Regions from separate parts of the Mus musculus genome. Here regions 1 and 2 are each linked to region 3. A link is a loop called in an ENCODE intact Hi-C map of the cell type or tissue named here. Cell type or tissue: left cerebral cortex. All regions are shown on one strand.

Region 1 (8,000 bases), 1.7 Mb before region 3:
GGTAAGCTGGCTGGCCAGTGAGCCCTGGGGATCCACCTGTCTTTGACTCCCTTGACGATATTAAGTTTGTATCACTTGGGTCAAGGTTTCAGGGGATCATCTTCATGCGTACAGCCCAAGCTCTTATGGACCGAGCATTTCCCCAGCCTTACTCTGCCTTTTAAGTCCCTTAATGAATGATACTAAGTTGTCTGCTCTCAGCACCTCTGTCCTCACCTGGTGCCACCCTCTTCCTCGTGAACACGTGCCTGCATAGACACCCATGAGCCAGTTGATCTGACCTAGTGATGCGCAGATTCAACTCAGAAAGACACACAGTGCTCTTGTGTTTCAGGGTTTTATATCAAAGCCACATTTGGAAGACCAAGGACTGTGGCAGCTGCTAGCTTTTGTGTAGGCGATGATGGATGATGGTAAAGCAGAGGCCAGAGGTCAACAGGAGAGACTCCAACCTTGGAAGGAAGTTCTACTATGTTGCAAAAGTCACCTTTGCTTAAATTAGGCCCTGCCCTCCAGGAGCTGACCCAGTTGCAAAACCTCTGCCCTCGGTTCTTCCAGGCACTCATGGGAGACTCTAGGTGTGTCTCCCATACGGGCTTGGAAGAGGTCACTCACAAGGTTGTTCTCTCCCCCCCCCCCCCCCCCCCCAGGAGAGTGAAGAGGAACTCTATTCCTCCTGTCGCCAACTGCGGAGGCGGCAAGAAGAGCTCAACAACCAGCTCTTCCTTTACGACACGCACCAGAACCTGCGCGGAGCCAACCGTGATGCCCTGGTGAAGGAGTTCAATGTTAACGAGAATCAGCTGCAGCTGTACCAGGAGAAGTGCAACCGGAGGTAGGTGTACCCATAACCCCTCCAACCCCTCCACGTCCCCTCCAATCCCCTAAAGTCTTGGAGCTTCTAGGAGCGACCTAGAGGCTTCCTAACACCTTAAGCAAATGAACTAACCTTCAAAGAACACTGCCTAAGCTCCGCCCACCAGGTGTGTTCTCATTGGATCCTTAAAGAGCCGCCATTGCCAAGGACCAAGGGGGAAGTGGACATTCCCCAAGGCTCAGGGGGTATGCTAGGAGCCCAGAGCCTCCTCCACTCAGCCACAGGTGACCTGCGAGGTAGGGTGGGAGTTACCCACTGATGGGACTCAATCTCCTGTATTTCAGGCTGAGAGAGAAGAGAGTAAGCAACAGCAGGTTCTACTCCTAGAAGCCGTGTGTGCGTGCGCGCATGCGCACGGTGTTCACGAGCGCATCTGGGTACGGGAGAGCCTTATAAACAGCCCCCAGGAAGAGATTCATCTGTGACATTCATCGTCCTCTCTCCGAGCCACTCACCATAGAGATGACAGTTCTGAAGACGCCCCCGTGGGCAGGAGGCGTTGAGACCTTCCTGCTATTTTTCCACCTTGGACAACTTTCTTAACTTATACTACCCCTGATAGAGGATCCCCCCAACTGTGTGCCTTTTGAACTTCCCTGTTCTCAGCCTCATTGAATAAAGACAACAGTTTCATGCCGTTAAGCGTTCTGTACCTGATCTGTACAGTAAACAGGAGTTCCTCTGTGGTGAGCAAGCTTCTACCTGTGTGACCCAGGTAACTGACTTCCCCGGAAGGTGAGCTGAGACACGGGGAACTAATTCATTAGATTCCAAAAAAAAAGATTTCAGCTAAGAGGCAAATGATTCTATAGTTCAGGCCACCACTGTATTCTACACAACCCCAAAGGCTGGTCAGGAGCTGACCTCAATGTGTGTTAGCTACCACTGGCAAAGCAGTTGTCTAGACAAAGCTACATGGAATCTGCAGAAATGGGAGATAGAGTCTGCCCTTAAGACATTTTTTCTTTGACTCATGGCTAGTGATATTGGAGTGCTGGGGTGCTAGCTTATTGCATGTCCTTGTTGTATCTGCCCCGACTCATCACATCCAGGGTCCTCTTGAGTCTGGTAGGAGGCTGCTGCCAAGATCCTCTGGGGCCACAGCCAATAGCATCATTGCTGGTCAAAGAGGCAGCTGAAAGGTAGGTTTACAGGCAAATTTCCCTGGGTTATCGAACATTCGGGTGCATCAAGTTAAGCTCTGATGGAATTGATGTTAGAGTGTTTCAGAAATCCTGTGGCTACTCCAGACCCTTGTGCTACCACTGAGCTAAGTCTCCAGCTTTATAAAACTCTTAAAGGAGAAGACAGACAAATAGTAAACTCAGGGCTTCTTAGTGAATGGAGAATTGCCTTGGGAAAGCAGGTGTAGCTATGAACAGCTGAGATCTGACTGTGGGTGGGGGAGGAGCCAACAGTGAGCTGCTTTGTAACAGAGTGGAACCTGGGGTCAGGAACCCTCTGGGGTCTCTCCCCTCTGGGTGAGATCCAAAATGGTGGCCTTAATGTATGTGTTGCTGGAGAAAAGATTAAAAACTAGCTCTCTCTCTCCTGTCCCGCCATTTTCCAAGTCCCCTGAGCACAGCTCCATCATAGACCAACCTCCAAGATAGCGTCTTCTGTCCTTGGAAGAAAGCATTTGTTACTGGGTCCAGGGGCTACATCCACCATGAACCCAGAGGAGGATTGCTAGCTTGTAACTCCTCTGATTCCCAACTTGGTATTTCCTCTGGTAATTGACAAGGAAGGAAAGGAATCCTGCCAAGTGGGTGACTTGGGTAAAAGGCTGTGTGAAGCCTGCATGGAAGGACATGTCAGGCTCTGTAGCAGCTTCCCACTGGCTGGGACCAGGTAATGTATTGTGTCGTCACCTGTGCACGGCAGAACTTGGACTGCTGCCATCCTCCCACCCATCATCCCTCCACCTTGCTCTGTTTTAAAGTCCAATTGCTAAGGCTGGCGTCTTCATTGCTTAAAATGGGTATCTTCGCTACTGTATCAAAGAAAGTGAGAGATGGCGGGTAGGAGGCAGCAGGAAGCATCTCTTTTACAGTGAGGTGTACCCTGCAGGACAGCTGTACCAGTGAGCTGGGAAGAACGGTCTCTTCCTGCTCCATCACTAGGGGGCACTGGTGAGGTTCTTTTGTCCTGAGCTTGATAGGGTCATGCACTGATTTGTTTCTTGGTGGTTGACGTCAAGGTCCGAGTCAGTTCCTTTACAGAAGGATCCCTTGAGCCTGTCCTGATGCCATGTGTCCTTGTCTAGACACCGTGAATGATAGTAGCAGCACTGGTGACAACAACCATGGATGGTGTCCTGGTGAGAGGACAGAATTAGCCAGAGCCAGGTTGACCCCATGGCAGGCTCCAAACTGGCAGTTGGGGGAGATTAGGCTTTCTTTTCTGTTTCCCGTAATTGAAAAAGTCCAAAACAAGTCAATTCCAGGGAAAACTACCCCTCATGGGCAGCCAATCGGGAGCTGTAGATGCTGCCCCACCACTTAGCTTGAGCCAAGTATAGTTAACCAGCAAAAGTCCCGAAAATCCCCCAGAGCCTTAACCAATCACAAGGGCATCCATACCCCTGGAGACAGAGCCAACCAACCAAGGGAAAGAAAGGTAAAAGCCACCCACTCCTACCCTAACAGGCTTTAAATTGACCCTGCAAAAGCCACACCTCTATCTTCCATTCTGATGCATGGTGGACCCTTGCATGCAGGTTCTCTGAAGAATAAACGCTTTTAGCGGTTGCATACTATTTTGCATCTGGGGTATCATTCTTCATGAATCACAGAGACCCTTACAATGTCACACTGGTTTGCCCACCATCCTTTGTGTATTATTTGGGACATTGGTTACATGAGAAAGTACAAAGCCAGGTGGCAAAGGTCACCGGGCACGAGAAACTTCAGTAAACAAAGTTGCACAGTTTGTGTGCTGCAACGTGTAGGTATGTGGTAATTAAACAGGGTGTAGAGGCCTGCATTTCCTAAGGTGACCCTGGGATCCTCTAGCCTAGCATGATGTGTGCATCCAGTCTACTGTAGAAAATGTTTGAGGGCAATTAAAAAAATCCTTTTAAAAGATTTTATTTTTAGGTGTGTGCATATGTGTGTCTGTGGGTTAGTGTGTGCACATGGGTGCAGTACCCACAAAGGACAGCAGAGGGCGTTGGATTCCCTGGAGCTGGAGTTAGAGGTGGTTGTAAACCATACAACGTGGATACAAGAGTCCAAACCCAGGTCCTCTGTAAGACCAGCTAGTCTTGACTTCCCCGGTCTCTCCAGCTCCACCCCAACACATTCTGCTCTTTTTTTTTTTTTTTTTTTTTTTAAACAAAGCTGCATAACAAAACCTAGTCATTTATATGTTTCCAGACCAACTTACAACCTAAATAAAAGTCACCATGGCCAGGGATCTTAAAGCCACTGACCAGGTATTGCCTACAGACTCTTATCTTCCTGTTGTGCCCTTCCTTTTCTGAGACTCACCTAAGCAGCCGATGCATTGTCACCTTCGAAAAGCTCGGATAACAGAACAAAAGCCCTTCCACACCCAGACCCCAAAATGGTGGCTCCTGGCCTTTGCTTTTGTGAATGGGCTGAACATCTGGTGGATTTTTTACTTTTTATTTTTATTTATTTTATTATGGTTTTCCGAGACAGGGTCCCCCTGTGTAGCTTTGGCTGTCCTGGAACTCATTTTGTAGACCAGGCTGGCCTCAAACTCAGAAATCCGCCTGCCTCTGCCTCCCAAATGCTGGGATTAAAGGTGTGCGCCACCATACCTGGTGGATTTTTTTACTTTTAACACTGAGAATTTTAAAACAAAGTTACACAGATGTTCTAACATGTGCCCATGAAGAAGAGCCCTGCTATGCTGCTATCCTGAAGTGTCTCAGCTGTCTCCTGACCTGTGTGAGCAGGGCTCACTGGCACCCCTCCCCACAAGAAATGTAAAAGGGAGACCATGGCGACTGTGCCTTGGCTCCTTCCTAGGACGGCAGTGCTGACCCGAAGCCAGGGGCTATGAGTCACTCAGAGGAGGCACCATTGTCTCATGCTTCCGAAGTATCTTTTTACTGTGTTTAATGATTCATGTGTTACCACTTGTATCTTGTGTTTTTTTATTGATCAAGCGCAATTAAAAGAATTTAAAGCCTTAGAGCCTCCCGATCAGTAGATAGATAATATGTAAATTTTGTTTAATAGATACAGTTAAGTGGCGTGGAAAGCCCAGAGTAATTAGACCTCAGATGTGGTAGGGGGTGGGGGAGGCATGAGATGAAAATAAAAATTCCAGGAGCACCAGGGACGACAGGAAAACTTCCCACTTGAAGTTGCCTCCTTTGTGTTGGTTTTGAAGGGAGGGTGTTGTCTGTCAATCAGAGCCTCCTGAGGACGTCTGAAAAGGAATGTTGCTCTAATGTGAAGAAGTGTCTACACTGTACCAATTTTGCAGCTGTGTAAGAGGAAAAATTTAGATGTTGATTTAGGAATGTTCACAGGGCACACACAGATAGTAAGGACCATGTCAGAGGTAGTTGAGAGAGGGCATTTTAAGACTGCTGACCGACTTGTGTGTCTGTGGGTTATATTGTATTACATACTAAGTTGCCATTAAGTTAGAATGGCTACAAGGAGCCCCGATCTTTTCCATTGTAACAGAGGTGCATATTACCCTGTACATGGCTAATACCGAATTTGGAGGTTACCAAAGCTATGTTCTAACCATACAAGTGAGTATTCCAGAACCAGAAAGCTGTAGTTGGAGTTTAGAAGTCACCCAGTGATGTAACTTGGGTCTTATTTAAATATTTAAAAGGGATTTTAATTTGTTTTGTTTGTGTGTGTGTGTGTGTTTGGTTTTTTTTTTTTTTTTTTTTTTTTTTTGGTTTTGTTTTTGAGATAGGGCTTCTCTGTATAGTTTTGGCTGACCTGAAACTCACTCTGTAGACCAGGCTGGCCTCGAACTCAGAAATCCACCTGCCTCTGCCTACCGAGTGCTGGGATTAAAGGCGTGTGCCACCACTGCCCGACTTAATTTAGTTTTTGTTTTTGTTTTTTGGGTTTTTTTGTTTTTTCGAGACAGGGTTTCTCTGTGTAGCTTTGGCTGTCCTGGAACTTACTTTGTAGACCAGGCTGACCTCGAACTCAGAAATTCGCCTGCCTCTGCCTCCCAAGTGCTGGGATTAAAGGCGTGCGCCACCATGTCCGGCTTAATTTAGTTTTTAAACTAGGTAGATTTGTGCCCTGAGTGTGGGTTTGTACATGTGAATGTAGTGTCTGAGGTGGCCAGAAGAGGGCATCAGAACTCCTGGAGCCAGAGGACAGGCAATAGCAAGCCTCCGGATGTGGGTGCTGGGAAACAGACCGAGGTCCTCTTTTGTAGTACGTCATTTTGTAGAACAGGAAGTAGTCATAACCACTGACAGCTATCCAGCCCTTGTCTTGGGTTTTTGTCCTTCAAGAGCCACAGCCCACAGCAATGCAACGGCCTTCCTCAGAAATACCCACATTGCTGATTTCAGCAGGCTTGACAAAGCTGCCTGTGCAAACTAGTGTCTCATTATTAAAACTTAATTCTATATGAAAAATATGTGCTTGTGCATAAACAGAGAACTACCAGAGTGAGACATGGAGATATAGGCTATTGTTAATGCGATGTAAAATGGTTGCATTGCATTACGAAAAAATAGAAACAATCTGATAAATACAGTGTCTGCCTGGAACCTTTTTGTTTTTTTAAGCCTGTCATTTTTCATCATTTATGCTCCCAAATGAAATGAAGAATGGGTTCAGCCATGAGAAGGGCAAAGTCACACTCCTCTCCCCACCCCCACTTTTAAAAAATTCTCCATTTTATCTTTTACGTTTTCCTCTAGCTGGCAAGTCCGTTTCTCTCAGCAAGCCTCATTCTTTAGAAACCCACAGTTATAAATTCAAACACAACTCACCCTTTGAAGAAACCCACAGTTATAAATCAACACATGGCCCGCTCTTCCATTTGCTGGCCTTTGGAAGAACGGCTAGAGCCAGAAAGAGCGAATATGGTTGTTGTAAGCATTCACGGTTCTCAGAAAAGTGGGGGTTAGTGCTAGGAGTGTTGATGTGGTAGTTTGAAGATGCTTGGCGCATGGGAAGTGGCCCTATTAGGAGGTGTGGCCTTGTTGGAGTAGGTGTGGCCTTGTTGAATGAAGTACGTCATTTTGTAGGTGGGCTTTGAGTGCGCCTAGTACTCCTGGCCTACCCAATGCAGGAGAAAGAGCATTCTGGCTGCCTGTGGAAGCAAGTCTCCTCCTGGCTGCCTTTGGATCAAGATGGAGAACTCTTAGCTCCTTCTCCAGCTCTACATTTGCCTGCAGGCTGCCATGCTTCCTGCCATGATAATGGACCAAACCTCTGAATGAAATGTTGTCCTTTATAAGAGTTGCCTTGGTTATGGTGTCTCTCCACAGCAATGAAACCCTAACTAGTCATGCCATTTTCTTGCCAGCTAGCATCCTTGGCACACAGGAAGTCATGTTGTTTAGCCATCAATAATCAGCAATCAATAATCAAAGTTAGTCACTCCAGCCTGAAGACTTCAGAACAGCCTATGGCAAACCTCTCGATAGCACATGAACAAGGCGTAGGAAGAAGCAAAGCAGAAATTACAACTATGCCATAATCATCTTATGCCACAAAATTCCATCAGCCCGATAACAAAGGGACTGAGAAAAAGTTGCTATTGGGTCAAAGGAAAATTCTGAGAATGACAATATAGATATGCCACAAATAGTCTAGGGTGTTTGAGTCTATAGGATCCCCACGTTTCTTGTTGTTTCCATAGTGTAAGTGATTATTGTCCATTGATACATTCTTAGGTCCTATGGATGTTCAGCTGAGCATTGCTTTCTGAATACTGATCACTGGTATGATAGTTTTAATGGTGAACTTTCCAAAGCCTAGAATCACCTGGGAAATCCTCAGTTGATGAACTGACCAGATCAGGTTACCCATGGCCATGTATGTGGGGGATTGTCTAAAGTTATTGATGCCCACCGTGGGAGGTACCATTCCCTAATTAGTGAGATCCTTTCTGCCCTAGGTTGCCTTTTCTCAAGGCATTCTCTCTCAGCAAC
Region 2 (8,000 bases), 72 kb before region 3:
ATTTAAAAAAAAATGAAACTGCATAATAGATATTCTGTTAAATAGAAAGTAAAGGATAAAGCTGGGCATGGTGTGCACGCACTCAGAGGCCAAGGCAGGAGGATCACAAGTTCAAGGCCAACTTGAGCTGTGTAGTAAGTTCCACAACAACCTGAAATACATAGTAAGACCTCAAACAAACAAAACATTAGTTAATTAATTAGTTGTTGAGTTAGTCAAATTTAAATGTACAGGACAAAAGCTTATCAAGAGAAGACACTGTGTACAGACGAGACCTAACTCAACAGATCTCTCATGAGGGAGCCCATGCTGATCTCTCTGCTCAGCACTTACAGCCTCTATAGATCCCTCCATGTGTCTACTGTGCTCAGTGTTGAAAGCAGCCATGTGTCTCTGGAATGAGGGTCAGTCGTTTTCACTGGGACCCCTACCACCAAAGTGGGGACCAGAATGGCTCACATCTCAGAGGTCCTTCCAGCTTCCAACTCAACCAATCCAGAAGCTGCTACACACACCCAGCCAAGCCCCAGTCCACGTTCATATCTGGGATTTTTTTTTTCAAACCTTTGCTGAGAACGTATCCACTGGCTCCCTCCAATGAGAGCTGCGCAAGTCTAGGTCAATCATAGTCTATCCTGAGTGGTCAGCTCCTTTCTTGGCTCATTGCTGGTCTGCCGCCCACATGCCCTGGGTGATTGGCATGTTGCTGGTCTGCTGTATGTGTATTCTGGGTGACTGGCTCAAACTGGGGCTTTTCCTGTTGAAATGGTAAGTCTGTGAAGAAGAGATACTTTCCTAACCAAGCTTGAGTTCTTAGACTTGTCCCAGAGCTGTTACAAAGGCGCTGGAGGCTGCTGGTGAGAAAGAAAAGAAAACAACAGTAACTAAATGTCTTTTTAAAAAATACCCAGAAGCCCAGGACTTCCGGTTATTACTGGAGCCACATATACACATGCACACAAACATCACATCACATAACACACACCACACACACACACACACACATACTCCATACACCACACCATACACCACACACATACACACACTCCATACACCACACCATATACACCACACACACACACTCCATACACCACACCATACACCACACACACACACATACACACACACACACTCCATATACCACACCATACCACACCATATACCACACACACATACACCGTCCATACACCACACACACACCACACACATGTACACACACCATACCATACCATATACCACACACACACATACACCGTCCATACACCACACACACACACCACACATGTACACACACCATATACCTCATCATACACATACATACACACACACACATGCACACACACCACATACCACACCATACACACCACAGCATACACATACATGCACACCACACAAACACACACCACACATATATGCACACACACCACACACATACCACACCATACACACATCATACAGAGAGAGAGAGAGAGAGAAATAAAATACAATGAATTTAAAAATAACGTTCATGAGGGAGGCAGGAGAGAGCTTGTAGAAAGGATTTTGGCTCGCCCAGCATTTTCTTCTCACACACAGTAACTAGCTCTTTCTACTGACTTAGAAAAAGACATCACCAGCTGGCTGGGCAATAACACATGGGAAATTGAAGACAGTCCTGTAATTAAGTTCATGAGAGGCCGATTCTTCTGGCCATATTTCAAACACCCGTAATGTCTTCTCATCCATTCTACCCAAACGACTTTACTTCATAATATATTCAGAGCGGGAGGAAAAAAATATATGTAATGGATTCTTCTGAGATATTCAATTAGTTCAATAAAAAGAGGAAAATAATTTTTCAACAAAGAAGTTTAGCCAAATGGCTAAAGCTGACAGTGAAGAACTGGCTGTGAAGTAATTCTGTGTTTCTTTGAAGTTGTTGCTCTAACAAAAGTTGGTGATGCGCCCCCATGAGGAAGAGCCCGCCCTGGTGATTAATCACACACATTCCTATTCCATGTGTGTTTATCTGAATGTTCGTTCTGCATCTGTCTTTGGGTGCTGACACATTTCAATTCCCAGCAGGCCAGGGGAGGCTCTCTGTTTCCACTGCTCAGAGCTCACTCTTCATCTCCCTTCAAGCTGATTTCTTCCCCATTAATGGAAAACAAAACAGGACAAAGTAAGGCATGTCTGGAACGCCCTCCCTGCACAGCCCCAGAGCTTCTCCTTACTTATGGTGAATGCGGGGTTTCATTTGGATCTGGGTTTCTTTCTTATGGACAGGGACAGTTAAAGCAAGACTCACCCCCTAACCCAGGCCCATCTCAGACTCACTGTCGTGCAGGCTAGTTTTATGTCTACTAGACACAAGCTGTAGCCACCTGAGAGGAGGGGACCTCAATTGAGAGAATGTTGCCATCAGATTGACCTACGTGTGAGCCTTTTATTGATTGATAATTGATGGGGGAGGGCCCAGCCCATTGTGGGTGGGGCCATCCCTGGGCTGGCGGTCCTGGGTTCTGTAAGAAAGCAGGCTGAGCAAGCCTTGAGGAGCAAGCCAGTAAGCAGCACCCTGCCATGGCCTCTGCATCAGCTCCTGCCTCCAGGATCCAGTTCTGAGTTCTCTCAGTGATGGACTAGAACTGTAAGATAAAATAATAGCTTCCTCCCCAAGTACATTTTGACTATGGTGTTTTACCACAGCAAAAGAACTCTAGATGAGATGTCATGATCCTCCTGCCTCAGCCTCCCAGATCATTTTCTTACCTTGCATTTCAGCTCCCCGTGCTCTCTGCAAAGCTGACATCTGTCTTTGAACTTCAGGCATCTGACAGGCATCCTCTAGCATGCTGCTTTCCCAGGAAGGTTTCTAACTCAGCTTTCCCATTTCTCCCAAGCTCCGTACTTCTGCAGAGTGTACTGAGCCTGAGGGGTCATTAGCACGAACACACCTGGACTGGTGGTCCCTTGGCAAACTTTGCTGGTCCTCTGATGCCCTCACCTGAGCCTCATCACCAAGACAAGGCATTTCCCCTGTGCAAACTACCCATATTGTGCCCCTCTTGATCCACTGTGGAGACTCTCCTATATATGCAGCTGTGTGGTTTCTATCAATGAGTCAGATCACGTTATTCCACCACCCCTGCTTAAAAAGGCATTTATCTTTATGTATATGGTTGGTTCGCCTGTATATAATCTTTCTTTCATGTACATGCAGTGCACAAGAAGGCCAGAAGAGGGCGACAGATCCCTTGGAAATAGAGTTATTGAGTCCTGAGCTATCATGTGGGTGCTGGGCATAGAACCTGGGTCTTTTGAAAGAGCAGCTAGGGCTCTCAACCTTGGAGCCATCTCTCCAGCCCCACAACTCCCTTTTAAAACCTCTGGTGGGAGACAGGGGAGATGGCTAAGAGGTGAAAGGCACTTGCTGCCAAGTCCAATGACCTGAGTTTGATCCCTGGGACCCACAAGGTGGAAGGAGAGAATTGACTCCCCCAAGTTATCCTCTGAGTTGCACAAGTACACACCTGTGCGCACACACACACACACACACATACACATACACATGCATACATACATACACACACACAGTGTAATAAAAAGTGATTGTAAATATTTGCATCAGGCCACCACTTGGAGACCATCAATAAAGTACTGTGACATATTGAGGTATGTCTGATCCTCATGGGAATAGGAGACATGTAAATGCTTATCATTTGCAGCCTAAACATTGGCTCTAACTCTTCTAAGTGATCACTGGAAACCAAGTTTGGTGGCATGTGTCCGCAATCCCAGTAGTCAGAAAGGTAAGGCAGGAAGATTGTCGCTTGGAGGCCAGACTGACCTACAGAATAAGGCACTATCTCCAAATCCCAAGGCTTGGGGGAAGATGTGACTCAGTTGTAATGCACTTGCCTTGCATGTGTAACACATACCTGTGATTCCAGTGCCCAGGAAGCTGAGGCAGGAGGATCACAGATTCTAGTACAGACCGACAAAAGTGTCATCTTTTACCATCAGCCCAGCTGATGTAAAACTGTTACTAGATAATGAGCATAACACACCAGGTGTGGATCCCAGCAAGTGAGCTGGTAGACCAACGTCCTGCTACAGCAGTGGCTCACGAGTGCCTCCTTTCCCCACAGGCAACCCTCCTGCAACTGGCACCGGGACTCTGCTGATAACCCTAGAGGACATTAATGACAACGCTCCTGTCATTTACCCAACTGTGGCTGAGGTCTGCGATGATGCCAGAAACCTCAGCGTGGTCATTCTGGGGGCTTCGGACAAGGACCTTCACCCCAACACAGACCCCTTCAAGTTTGAGATTCATAAACAGACAGTCCCTGATAAAGTCTGGAAGATCTCCAAAATCAACAGTAAGTCAGCGACCGCAAGTGGCCGTCCTTGGTTCATTCAGTTTGAACTTCTGTTCTCCTTCCCATAGGTTCCCACAGGTGATTTCAGGTGTGTGTGTGTGTGTGTGTGTGTGTGTGTAACTGTGTGTGTGAGTGTGTGTATGAGTGTGTGTATATGTGTCTCTGTGTGTGCATGTGTGTGTCTGTGTGTGTGTGAGTATCTGTGCAAGCATGGCTGTTCTGCCTTCTGTTTCTTCCTTTTTGTTGTCTTCACCTTAGGCAGCGTGTCCTCATTCTAGTGACTACTGTGTCCCCAGCATTCCCTGGGCCATTTGGTGCTCCTTGTGTTTCTATGAGAGTGCCCCCATTAGAAGCTGGTTCTTTGTCCTTCTTATTCCATTTTTTGCTTTAGTTAAGCAACACAAGAATAGACAAATAGGTGATAGATAGATAGATAGATATATAGATAGATGATAGAAGCTTCCTGCTTCTCAAACCTCTCCTGGCTCTACTGGGGGCTCTGATGGGGGCTCCATTCCCTTTACTCTCTGCAGCACCTTGGAACATTTCTGGCCCGCCTCCTTCCATTAGAGAGTCTGAGTTGATAACACTCACCCTCCATTGCACACTACAGACTTCTTCTTGACTCAGCCTTGCTGGTGGCCCTGGTCTTCATCATTGGCTTTGATACTATCTTCATGTGCCCCTCACTCAAGATGACTGTCACACGCAACCTCTCTTTCCCCCTGCCTTTCCACAGGGGTGGGCAGAATTGAAATGTGGCCCACCACTGACCAGCGACCTTACTAATTACAAAGCACTTCAGAGTCCTGCTATCCCACACACTTCCTTCCCAGCATGAACTGAGTTTGCCTTGTCTTCAGTGATGAACTTCTCCTGCTATCAATGCCATCAGAGTTCACTTTTTGCACCAGTGACAGAATGGGACGGTGGCGGAGGATGAGACTGTATTGTATGATTGAGCATAGAAATTTCTATTCGAGAAAGTCTAGAGTCCATTATTACAGAACCAAATTATAGAACCTGTCCTAATGAAGACACTGTCTCGAAACATTCATCCCATGCAGCCTGTTGCCACTGAGTGTATTTTATTGAATGTTCATAGATTTCATTCTCACCTTCCTATGACTAAACGTTATTTGCACACAGTGACTTCTGTGCACACCAAAGCCGCAGAGCCTCACTCTGCCTCTCACAGAGGGCTTCTCTTCTCTCACAAGGACTTCCTGTCTTGCAGACACCCACGCCCTCGTGAGCCTTCTTCAGAATCTGAACAAGGCAAACTACAACCTGCCCATCATGGTGACAGATTCAGGGAAGCCACCCATGACGAACATCACGGACCTCAGGGTGCAGGTGTGCTCTTGCAAGAACTCCAAAGTGGACTGCAACGGGGCTGGGGCCCTGCACCTCAGCCTCAGCTTGCTGCTGCTCTTCTCTCTCCTCAGCTTATTGTCAGGTAAGTCTGCTTGGCTCCACATGCTTGCATGTGCGCCCATAAACCTCACCACATAGCACCTGACTCTTCAATATGTCTTCCCAAGGAAGTCTGTCCCCTACATCTTTAGCTGGTATCCATGTGCTTGGAACTCTCACATGTAAAACTGTTCCAGTCAACTTTTAAAGGCATCTAGGTGGTCTCCTGCCAGCTGAAGGAGATGTTGGAAGAGGCTCTGCTATTTTGCAAACCAGGCGACAAGCAAAACCTCCTATTGGTGCCACTTGCTTGGAACTAAATGCACCAAAATTGGCCAACTGGCCTACCACGGATGCAAGCTATTCCCATCCTGTTTTGGATGGCAAATGTCCTGCACAGGCTCATGTGTTTGAGCACTTGGTTGCTACTGTTTGAGGAGGCGGGACCTACCTGAAAGAAACGGGGTGTTGGGGGGACTGAACTTGGGGGTTATGACCTGTCCTGCTCTCAGAAAGAGCTCTCTGCCTCCTGTAACCCCTTGTAACAACAGTACCTCAGTGCTGTTGCTTGAGGCTGAGCCCTGGCTGGATTATGCCTTCCGTGGTAGACTATATCACCTGAACTGTGAACCAAAATAAGCCCCTCCTTCCCTGAGTTGTTTCTAGGAGGTATTTTGGTTGCAGTGAGGAGAAGGGTAACTCACACAAAACACTTGTAAAAGTTTCCAATGGACAGAGATGAAAGTTGAGTTATAGTAAAATATGTTTTGCCCAAGCATGATGGTTTTTAATCCTTTGCTTGGTCCAAACCCACAGGAATAAGGGCCCTGAATGTGGGATGTTGAGGGGGAGGACCAGGAATGAGGAATAGAGAAGACAAAGCTGGGACCAGGAGAGTGCCTGTGCCATGCAAGTTTATTAAGTACAGCATCTTACATGTTATATATAAGGAGAGAAAGTCAAGGTCCTCAGAGATCTTAATCAGATAATACTGGCAAAGAGAACACAGGAAACCTCAGACTCATCGGTCTTAGGACTGACAACCATAGCCCTTCAGATAACTATGGTCCTTCAGAGAAGAAAGCCAAGTTCCCAGGAACAGAAACCTTAACTCCTTTGAGGCACCAGACCCAGACCCAGACCCAGAGACCCAGAGACCCAGAGAGAGTCCCAGAGAGAGACCCAGAGATCCAGAGACAGACCCAGAGACCCAGAGACAGACCCAGAGAGAGACCCAGAGACCCAGACACCCAGAGACCCAGACACCCAGACACCCAGACACCCAGACCCAGACCTAGACCCAGACCCAGACCCAGACAGACACAGATACAGACACAGGAGTAGACCTTACCAAGTCTGCCCTTGGTCTGCCCCTAAGCAAGAGCAGAAAGCTTGCATTCCCTTTGTTCTTTTATCAGGGCTTCTGAGAAAGCCTTGGACCAGTGTGGTTCTCAACGTTTAATAGATTTAATGTTGGTGTCTGGTCTTTAATCCAAATACTCAGAAGGCAGAGGCAGGTGGATCTCTGTGAATTCAAGACCAGCATAGTCTACATAGTAAGTTCCAGGCTACACAGTGAGACTTGTTTCCTAATAATAGGAAGGAAGGAATGAAGGAAGGAAGGAAGGAAGGAAGGAAGGAAGGAAGGAAGGAAGGAAGGAAGGGACGGAGGGAGGGACGGAGGGAGGGAGGGAGGAAGAAGGGAAGGAAAGAAGGAAAGAATAAAATCGTATCTATAACTCATGCTTCCTTTCAGTAACTATGAAATCGTTATTACCTGTATAAACTCTAATACGATGACACATCATTTTGAGTAAGATTTATTAGGCGGATATCTTTGTTGGAGTTTTATTGGTATGAGGAGACACCATAACAAAAGCAACTCCTCTAAAGGAAAATACTTAATTGGGGCTGGCTTACAGTTTCAGAGGTTTAATACATTATCATCATGAAGGGAAACACAGTAGCATGCAGGCAGACATGGTGCTGGAGAAGCTGAGAGTTCTACATCTTGATCTCTAGGCAGTAGGAGGCTGTGTGCCACATTAGACCTAGCTTGAACATACAGACCTCAAAGCCCGTCCCCACAATGACACACTTCTTTCATCAAGGCCACACCTACTCCAACAAGGGCACACCTCCTAATAGTGCCGCTCCTTATGGGCTAAGCATTCAAACACATGAGTCTATGGGGGCCATTCCTATTCAAACCACCACAGCTAA
Region 3 (8,000 bases):
TGTGTGCTCTGGATGAAAGGCAAGTTGTTTAATTAATGGGATTAGATCACCTAACCAAGACAAGATTCCTCCGTAACCATCTTACAGAAAAGGGACCTTCAATAATATGCACTAAAGAGGTGAAGCTACTGAGAGATGTTAATAGAAAAAACAGGACAATAGCTTTGTGCCCCATGGAGATTCTCAAAAAAATAACATTTTTTTCTTTCTTTCTAAGCATAAACTGAAAGGCAAAGGACAAGGAGTGAATCAACATGGCCCCTTACAGGGAAAGCATTGTTTAAAATTCAGCACATACAGCACTCAAGAGGCAGAGGCAGGCAGATCTCCATGAGTTCAGGGCCAGCCTGGTCTACAGAGTGAGTTCCAGGACTGCCAGGGCTACACAAAGAAACCCTGTCTCGAACAAACAAAGCAAAACAAAAAGCCTAGCACGTGGGGCCAGAGATGGCTCAGCAGTTAAAAGCACAGGCACTAGCTGCTCTTTCAGAGGACCAGAGCTCAACTCCCTGCACCCACAAGACAGCTAAGGAGCACTTTAACTTCAGCTCCAAAGTACCTTCTGAGGCCAGAAGAGGGCACCATCGACCACAATGATCCAAGTAGCTAGCCTCACAAGCCTGCATTCATGTGGTGTAGTCTTACTTATTTTTGTCTATCGTCTATATTTTTTTGGTAAACACACACACCACTGCCAAGAGTGTTTCCCTTGTCTTTTTGTTGGGTCTAACTTAAGTTTTCAATCCATCTTTAATTGGTTTTTGTGAGATAAGGGCCCATCTGTGTGGATATCAAGTTTTCTCAACATCACTTTTTCTTTCTTTTTTAAAAAAGATTTGTTTATTTATTTTATGTATGTGAGTATACTGTCACTCTCTTCAGACACACCAGAAGAGGGCATCAGATCCCATTACAGATGTGAGCCACCATGTGGTTGCTGGGAATTGAACTCAGGACCTCTGGAAAAGCCACCAGTGCTCTTAACCGCTGAGCTAACTCTCTAGCCCTCAACTTCACTTTTTAAAGAGACTGTAGTCTGGCCTTTCTCTAGGCTGTTCCATTGGTCGCTGTGTCTTTTTCAGTGTCCGTGTTGTAGTGTATACTTACTGAAGCTCTTTATTATGGGATGGGGAAGGCACAAATGCAGTGGAGACGTATGGGGATCAGAGGACAGCTATCACTTCTCCCCTTCCACCTTTATGTGGGTCCCCGGTATTGAACTCAGGTCTCTAGGCTTTCACAGCAAGTGCCTTTAGCCACTGAGCCTTCTCACTGGCCTCAACTGTGAAATTTTGGAATAATGAATTACAGTTCTTTCAATTCTGGTTTTAGTTATTCAAAATTGCTTTGGCTTCTCGTGGTATTTTATTTCCATATAAATTTTAGGGCTCCTTTATTCCTACAAAGAATGTCTTTGGGGCTTCGGTACAGATTACACTGATCCGTGAATCACTTTGGGGCTTATGGGAATTTTAACAGTATTAAGTCCAATCCACATACACATGACATCTCTCCGTTTATCTAGGCCCTTCATCGGCATTTTCCAATTCTTATCATGCAAGATTTATACCTCTTTAGTCAAATTTATTCCTAAGAATTTTATTCTTTTGTTGCAGTTGTAAATGGGACTATTTTCTTAATTTCCTTTCTGGAAAGTTCACTGTCTATATAAAGGAATGGCACTTTTTTGTATATTGACTCATATACTGAAATTTCATTGTATTTGTTAATCATAGCAATTTTTGTTGAGTCAGTGTATTATGTGTGTGTATATGTATACGTATGTGTGTGTGTTTGTGTGTGTGATCATGTTATCTGCAAATGTCTGTTGCTATGACAAATGCTAACAAAAGAGCAGCCCAGGGAGGAAATGGTTTATTTTGCTTACAATTCCAGGCTACAGCCCATCACTGCAGGGAAGTCATGACAAAAGCAGAGAGAGTAAGGCCAGGCATGGTGCACACACCTTCAATCCCAGCACTCAGGAGGCAGAGGCAAGTGGATTTCTGTGAGTTCAAGGTCAGCCTGGTCTACAAAGTGAGTTCCAAGACAGCCAGGATCAGAGGGACCCTGTTTAAAAGAAAAAATAAATTAAGTTAAATTTTAAAAGCAGAGGGAATAAATAAATGCATGGATCCTTGCTAGTTCTAAGTTAGGTTTCTCTCCCTTTTACTATTTATTTGTACTGCCTACAGGATGGTGCTGCCCACAGTAGGCTGGGTCTGCCTACCTCAATGAACAATTAAAATTATCCCTCATAGGCATGCATGCCTGTAGGTATGATAATCTAGATTCAGGTAATTCCTCACTAAGACTCTTCCCAACAGTCAGTGGTGATGGTTAGAACTAAACAGCACAGAGCTGCAGAGATGGCTCAATAGTTAGGACTACTAGTTGCTCTTGCAGAGGACCGAGGTTCAAGTCCCAGCACCTGAACCACATGGTAGCTTACAACTGGTACTTAACTCCAGCCATTGGAGGGTGCCTCTATGGAAACAGGGATAGTGATATTCCCGATATTCCGGTGCCAGACCAGGTCCCCTCTGAATGGCCAGGGAGGGGAAAGGAAGACTTGTGCATGCTGCAGGAAAGAGCAGGAGGGGGTGGTGACACACTTCTGTGAGAGAGCGCAGACGCAGGCTGCCTGTGTCATTTCATAAGCAAAATACCCATGCACACAAACTAAAAAACATTTATTTATTATTTTTAATTTTGGTGTTTTTAAGACAGGGTATCTATTGTATAGCCTTGGCTGCCCTGTATCTCAATCTATAGTTTTTAACTATATCTGTGAGTCTTCAAACTCACTGAGCTCTGCCCAGTCTCTGCCTCCTGAGTGCTCCCTTTAACCGACAGCAGACTACTGTCAGGTCTAAAGGAAACTCCATTTCCCCAAATTCCAGAGGCAGTCCAGATACCCAGAAATAGGCTTGCCCTGGACCACAGTGGTTAGGCAGAAGCCAGTATTCCTCAGGGACCTGTGAAGCCACTTCCCCTCTACCAAAAGGAGCTATTTCTCTTATCACTGACAGAAGAAACAACTGGCTACCTGTGGTGTCTATTTCCATACCAAAGTGGATGCTGGCCCCTAGGCTCCCTCTGTGTCACAAGTAGCTGTTACTGTTTTCAAAGTCCATGCTAGCATTCTAGCAAGAAAGAACAGGGCCCCATTCCAGGCTTCCTCAGGAGTGCCAAACCTGACCATGGACACGAACCAAACAAACAAACAAAGAAACAAAGACAACCAACAAGAGGGTTTGGTGGGCCATGTGCAAAATAATACACACACACACACACACACACACACACACACACACCCCGCAAGACCCTTGGAGCACAAGATCTTGGTGATGAAGCTTTACTGTGCTTCTATGTTTTTCCAACTCCCTGGATGGGAACAAAACCAGGCAACCTCCTCCCCTCCCCTAAACTTTCTCCAGGTCTCCAGAACTACCCATTCTCCTTACAGCCCTGCCATTTCAGCTATGTCCATTGCAGCTCACTTGCTCTCTCTCCCTCCCCCTTGGTCCCCACTCCTCTCTCCCTCTCTCCCTCCCCTCTCCCTCTCCTCTCCCTCTCCTCCTCTTCTCCCCTCCCTCTCCCTTACCCTCTCCCTCCTCCCCCCTCTTTCCCCCTCCTTCCTCCTCCCCCTCTCCCTTCCCCCTTATATCTACAATAAAAGCCTTACCATACCATAGAGCAGTCATAGCATCCGTTTCTATACATATAAGCTAGAATCACTTGGGAAGAAAGCCTAAATGAGGGACGCTCTATATTCGATTGGCCTTGTGGGCAAGTCAGAAGTAGGAGTTAGTTAGCTTTATTGTTGGTTGATGTAGGAAGACCAAGGCAACTATGGGTGGCACCATTCCCTAGGTACAGTGTCCTGACTAGAGAGATCAAGCTGAGCACAAGCAAGCAAGCACTTCTCTCTCTGCTCCTGTCTGTGGATGCTGGGGAGCTGTCTCAAGCCCTGGATGCTGTGATGAGCTGAAACCAGAACACCAGCACCAGGAGCTAAAAATAAGCCCTGTGTTTACCTAGTGGTAGCATTTCTGTCACTGTACTTCATCGAGGCAACAGAAACAAAACTAGAACAATCTTTAAACTCCTTTTTTTTTTTTTTTTTAGGTACTAAGACAAGGATCTAAGTTCAGCCCAGCACTCAGGGTCTTGACTAAGTCTGACACAGTGTTTCAGTTTGAATATCAAACACAAAGGCCGGAAGGTTGGAGGCTTGGCTGCCCGCTGATGAACTGTGGGACATGGTTGGGCCTTCAGGGCTCTGACCTCATCAGTGTGTGAATCCCCGGATGTGCTCTCCAAGGGCCTTGTCACCTATCTGAGATATGCAATCTGCAGGGTGGAGCCCTCTCTCCAGGTGACAGCCTTCCCTGGAGCAGCATCTTCAACTCCCTGATCAAGGATGGGTACGCACCATGGATAGCCTTTTTCAGGCCGAGTTTTCTTTTCATGTAACAATAGCCCCCTCTGCTGGAGCTTGCGGATTTTGCTACAAATAAGTATCAAGTAACGATCTCTTACTAGCTAGCTCTTAAACTCGCATACACGTGAGAATAGGCCAGAATGGCGCTTTGGTTTTATTGTTACCATTGTTATTGTTGTCGTTTAACAGATGTATGTGTCACATGATGTCACCGCCTAAGCCCTGCTGCCATCTTCATGACACCAGCTGTGTCCACTTGCAAAGGGTCATCACAACTGGGCTTGCTGACCACTAACAATTCCTCACAGAAGGGGGGAGGGGTCGGCAGGAGGGTCGTGAGACCCTCATCTGAGTATCCAGACATTCCTCCCAACCAGTTCTATACGATTCTGCCACAACTGCACGCAACTTCAAGGTCTCAAGGAGGCCTAGAGTGTATAACCTGGGGAAGACTGAAAGATAGGTGCCCAGTTCTTATGCTTTTTAAGTGCCATTCTTATTTGTTCTTTTAAGAATGTTTGGGCGGTGGTGGCGCATGCTTTTAATCCCAGCACTTGGGAGGCAGAGGCAGGTGGATTTCTAAGTTTGAGGCCAGCCTGGTCTACAGAGCAAGTTCCAGGACAGCCAGGGCTACACAGAGAAACCCTGTCTGGAAAAAACAAAAAACAAAATGAAACAAAAAAAGAATGTTCTGGCCACCTCCTTTCCCCATTTTCCTATTGTGTGGAGTCCTTTCTCTTAGGCTTTATCACCTTCTATATGCCAGGAAATCAGTTCTAGACATGTCACAGATGCTGAGAAAACTCTGTTTGTTTTAACAATGAAGTTTTGTTTGGAAAAGTATTTATGTAGGAGGGGTTGGTTTTTTTCAAGACAGGGTTACTCTGTAGCCCTGGCCATCCTGGAACTTCCTCTGTAGACCACTCTGACCTCAAATTCAGAAATCTACCTGCCTCTGCCTACTGAGTGCTGGGATTAAAGGCGTACACCACCTCCTGTGTGGCCTGCAGGGTTGAGTTTCTCACTCACACACAGCCCTCCATGTTTACTTCGATTTAAATCACTGAAAGTCTCAGGCATCTCTGTTCTAATGTGTCCGGTCCAAGGATGGCATCCAGTTCTGCCTTTTCTCCCATGAAACACAGATAATTTCTTCCAATTACGTGCAAGACTTCTGTAACCATGAACTGGAGACAGGATAGCTACTTAAGGGCCCTACCCGCCCTGGTTATAATTTCTGTCTCCCTGTGGTCCATACCCAGAAATTTCAACATAACTGATTAGACCATCAGTGAAAAGAACTATAGCTCCTCCTCCCACTTCTGAGAAACTTCAGAAGTTTCACAAGAATGCTGTGAGGGCTAGTGACCCGGGCCTTCACACCAGCTTCCTCAGGACCCCACTGAAGCAAGAACCTTGGAGTGAGTGTTCTTTCTCTCCCACAGTTTCCTCTCCAGCGGCAAGCTTGCATCCTGCCCCTAGAGGCTCGTCTTCAAGGACAGAACTCTGTGGATACGGAACAGGATTGTACCTGCTCATAGCTTCCCTGACATCTAAACTCAGCCCCTAGTTTCGTGCAGAGCTGTAGCTGAACCACTTTCGTGCATTGAAAGGGCTTGCTTCAAGGGCTACTCCTCCGTGCTTTGAGAGGGCTCTTCTCAAGTGCTCCTCTTCATCAATAAACTTGCTAACTGCTTCCCTAAGACTGGATCTGAACTTCTTCTCTATGGTGGATGTTAAGGACCCCAGGGGCTGTAAGGTCTCCTCAGGCTACACTGCCAGCAACATCGAATTCCGTTTCCTAATGACAGTAACAAACCCTCCTTCTAGAAATCAGTGGCTCAAGGACAAGCTGGTATAGGAAAAGGAAGAAAACCAAAGAAGATGCTGGCTGTCATCAGCAGAGACCATCTTGCCTCAGGGTTCTACATAGGAGAGTGCAGGGGTGGAGGGGGGGGAAGCAGGGAGGGGCTGCTTTTGAAAGTTGTTGGATGTTTTGAAAATCAAAGGAAAAGTTACTGGTGGCAAAAGGTCTTCTTAGTCCTTTTTCTTTTCTTTTTTTAAAGATTTATTTATTCATTTTATGTATATGAGTGCACACTATAGCTGTACAGATAGTTGTGTGCCTTCATCTGGTTGTTGGGAATTGAATTTAGGACCTCTGCTCACTCTGGTCAACCGTCCTTGCTCGCTCCAGCCCAATTTATTATTATACACAAGTACACTGTTGCTGTCTTCAGATGCTCCAGAAGAGGGCTTCAGATCTCATTATGGGTGCTTGTGAGCCACCATGTGGTTGCTGGAATTTGAACTCAGGGCCTTCAGAAGAGCAGTCGGTGTTCTTACCTGCTGAGCCATCTCACCAGCCCAAGCTGCAAAGCTACAGTTTTTAACAACTGTGAGGCTTTAAGCAGTAGCTGGGATTTGAACCAGGGTCCTCTGGATCCACAGTCAGTGCTCTTCGCCTCTGAGCCACAGCTCCAGGATCTTAGTCCTTTTTCTGCCAGAAGCAGTTGGTTATGCGGTTGCCTATTAAGATAAGGAAGCTGGGAGGCCGGGAAGATGGCTCAGTGTAGCTAAGAACACTTGGTGCTTTTGTAGAGGACCCAAATGCAGTTCCCAGCACCCACATCCAGCCAGCTCACAACCATTCTAACCCTAGTTCCGGAGGATCTGGCACCTTCTTCCGGCCTCTGGGGTCACTTCAGCAAAGCCAGTGGTTTATTTAAGGCTTTTTTCAACAACACATTGTTTCACACTACCCCATGTTGCTGGGTCTCTCTCTGAGCTTTCAACTGTGTTCTCCAGCTGTTGGCTCGCAGTTCTAATCACTGTACTTTTACTACCATGGTGGTTTGAATAAAAAATGGCCATTAGAAGGTGTGGTCTTTTTGGAGGAAGTGTGTTATGGGGGATGGGGAGTTTGGAGGTCTTAGCTGCTCGAGCCTGGGCAGTATATCACCGTCTCTTCCTACTGCCTGCAGATCCAGATGTAGAACCCTCAGCTCCTTCTCCAGCATGCCTGCCTGCCTGCCTGCTGTCATACCTCCCCTCCATGGTGATGATAGACTGAACCTCTGAACCTGTAAGCCAGCCCCAGCTAAATGTTTTCCTTTATAAGAGTTGCCTCGGGGGCTGGAGAGATGGTGCAGCAGTTAAGAGCACCAAGTGCTCTTCCAGAGGTCCTGAGTTCAATTCCCAGCAACCACATGGTGGCTAACAGCCATCTGTAATGGAATCTGATGCCCTCTTCACAGCAATGGGACCCTAAGACACTCACATTGTTGTGTTTCATTCCTATACTGGAAATTGAACCCAGAGCCTCTGACACACTGGGCAGGTTCTTTACCACCAAGCTACATTGCTCACCTTTCTTTGGGTACAGGGTCTTACTAATTGCCCAGGCTGGCCTTGAGCTCATTCTGGAGCCCCAAGTAAGACTTGTGCGATCCTCCTGCCTCAGCTACTCAAATAGCTTGGCTAACTGTCCTGTGCCACCGGGTCTGGCTAGCTCCATCAGTTCTAAGGTTTGTTGAATATCCTCTCCCATGGT

What was found. Hi-C counts contacts between places; a loop is a spot of excess contacts. Peaks named below come from ENCODE experiments on the same cell type or tissue, not always from the same donor. Only the 100,000 strongest peaks of a DNase experiment are listed, where the experiment ranks them.
Region 1: it touches region 3 in a loop (3-fold over the local background); 5 of 42 quality-filtered maps call a loop at or near these places.
Region 2: a loop joins it to region 3, with 6 times the contacts of the local background. A loop is called at or near these places in 26 of 42 quality-filtered maps.

Annotation. Positions count from the first base shown.
Region 1 is chr8:117,633,624-117,641,623 of GRCm38, forward strand. Plcg2 (phospholipase C, gamma 2) reads left to right here. Exons shown (of 33, transcript NM_172285.2): 32 at 651-835; 33 at 1,162-1,519. The coding sequence ends at 1,204. Among named protein-coding and RNA genes, the nearest start is that of Sdr42e1, 36 kb to the right of the region's middle. In left cerebral cortex, CTCF peaks have their summits at 2,998 (motif pointing right) and 4,023 (motif pointing right); no DNase peak of the experiment used is centred here.
Region 2 is chr8:119,308,375-119,316,374 of GRCm38, forward strand. It overlaps Cdh13 (cadherin 13), which reads left to right. Exons shown (of 14, transcript NM_019707.5): 12 at 4,128-4,361; 13 at 5,599-5,820. Among named protein-coding and RNA genes, the nearest start is that of Hsbp1, 32 kb to the right of the region's middle. In left cerebral cortex, a CTCF peak has its summit at 3,212 (motif pointing right); DNase peaks (open chromatin) are centred at 1,582 and 3,204.
Region 3 is chr8:119,380,250-119,388,249 of GRCm38, forward strand. Gm45723 (a long non-coding RNA gene) reads left to right here and starts at 4,140. Exons shown (of 2, transcript XR_001778762.1): 1 at 4,140-4,430; 2 at 5,893-6,143. In left cerebral cortex, CTCF peaks have their summits at 585 (motif pointing right) and 4,504 (motif pointing left); DNase peaks (open chromatin) are centred at 566 and 4,487.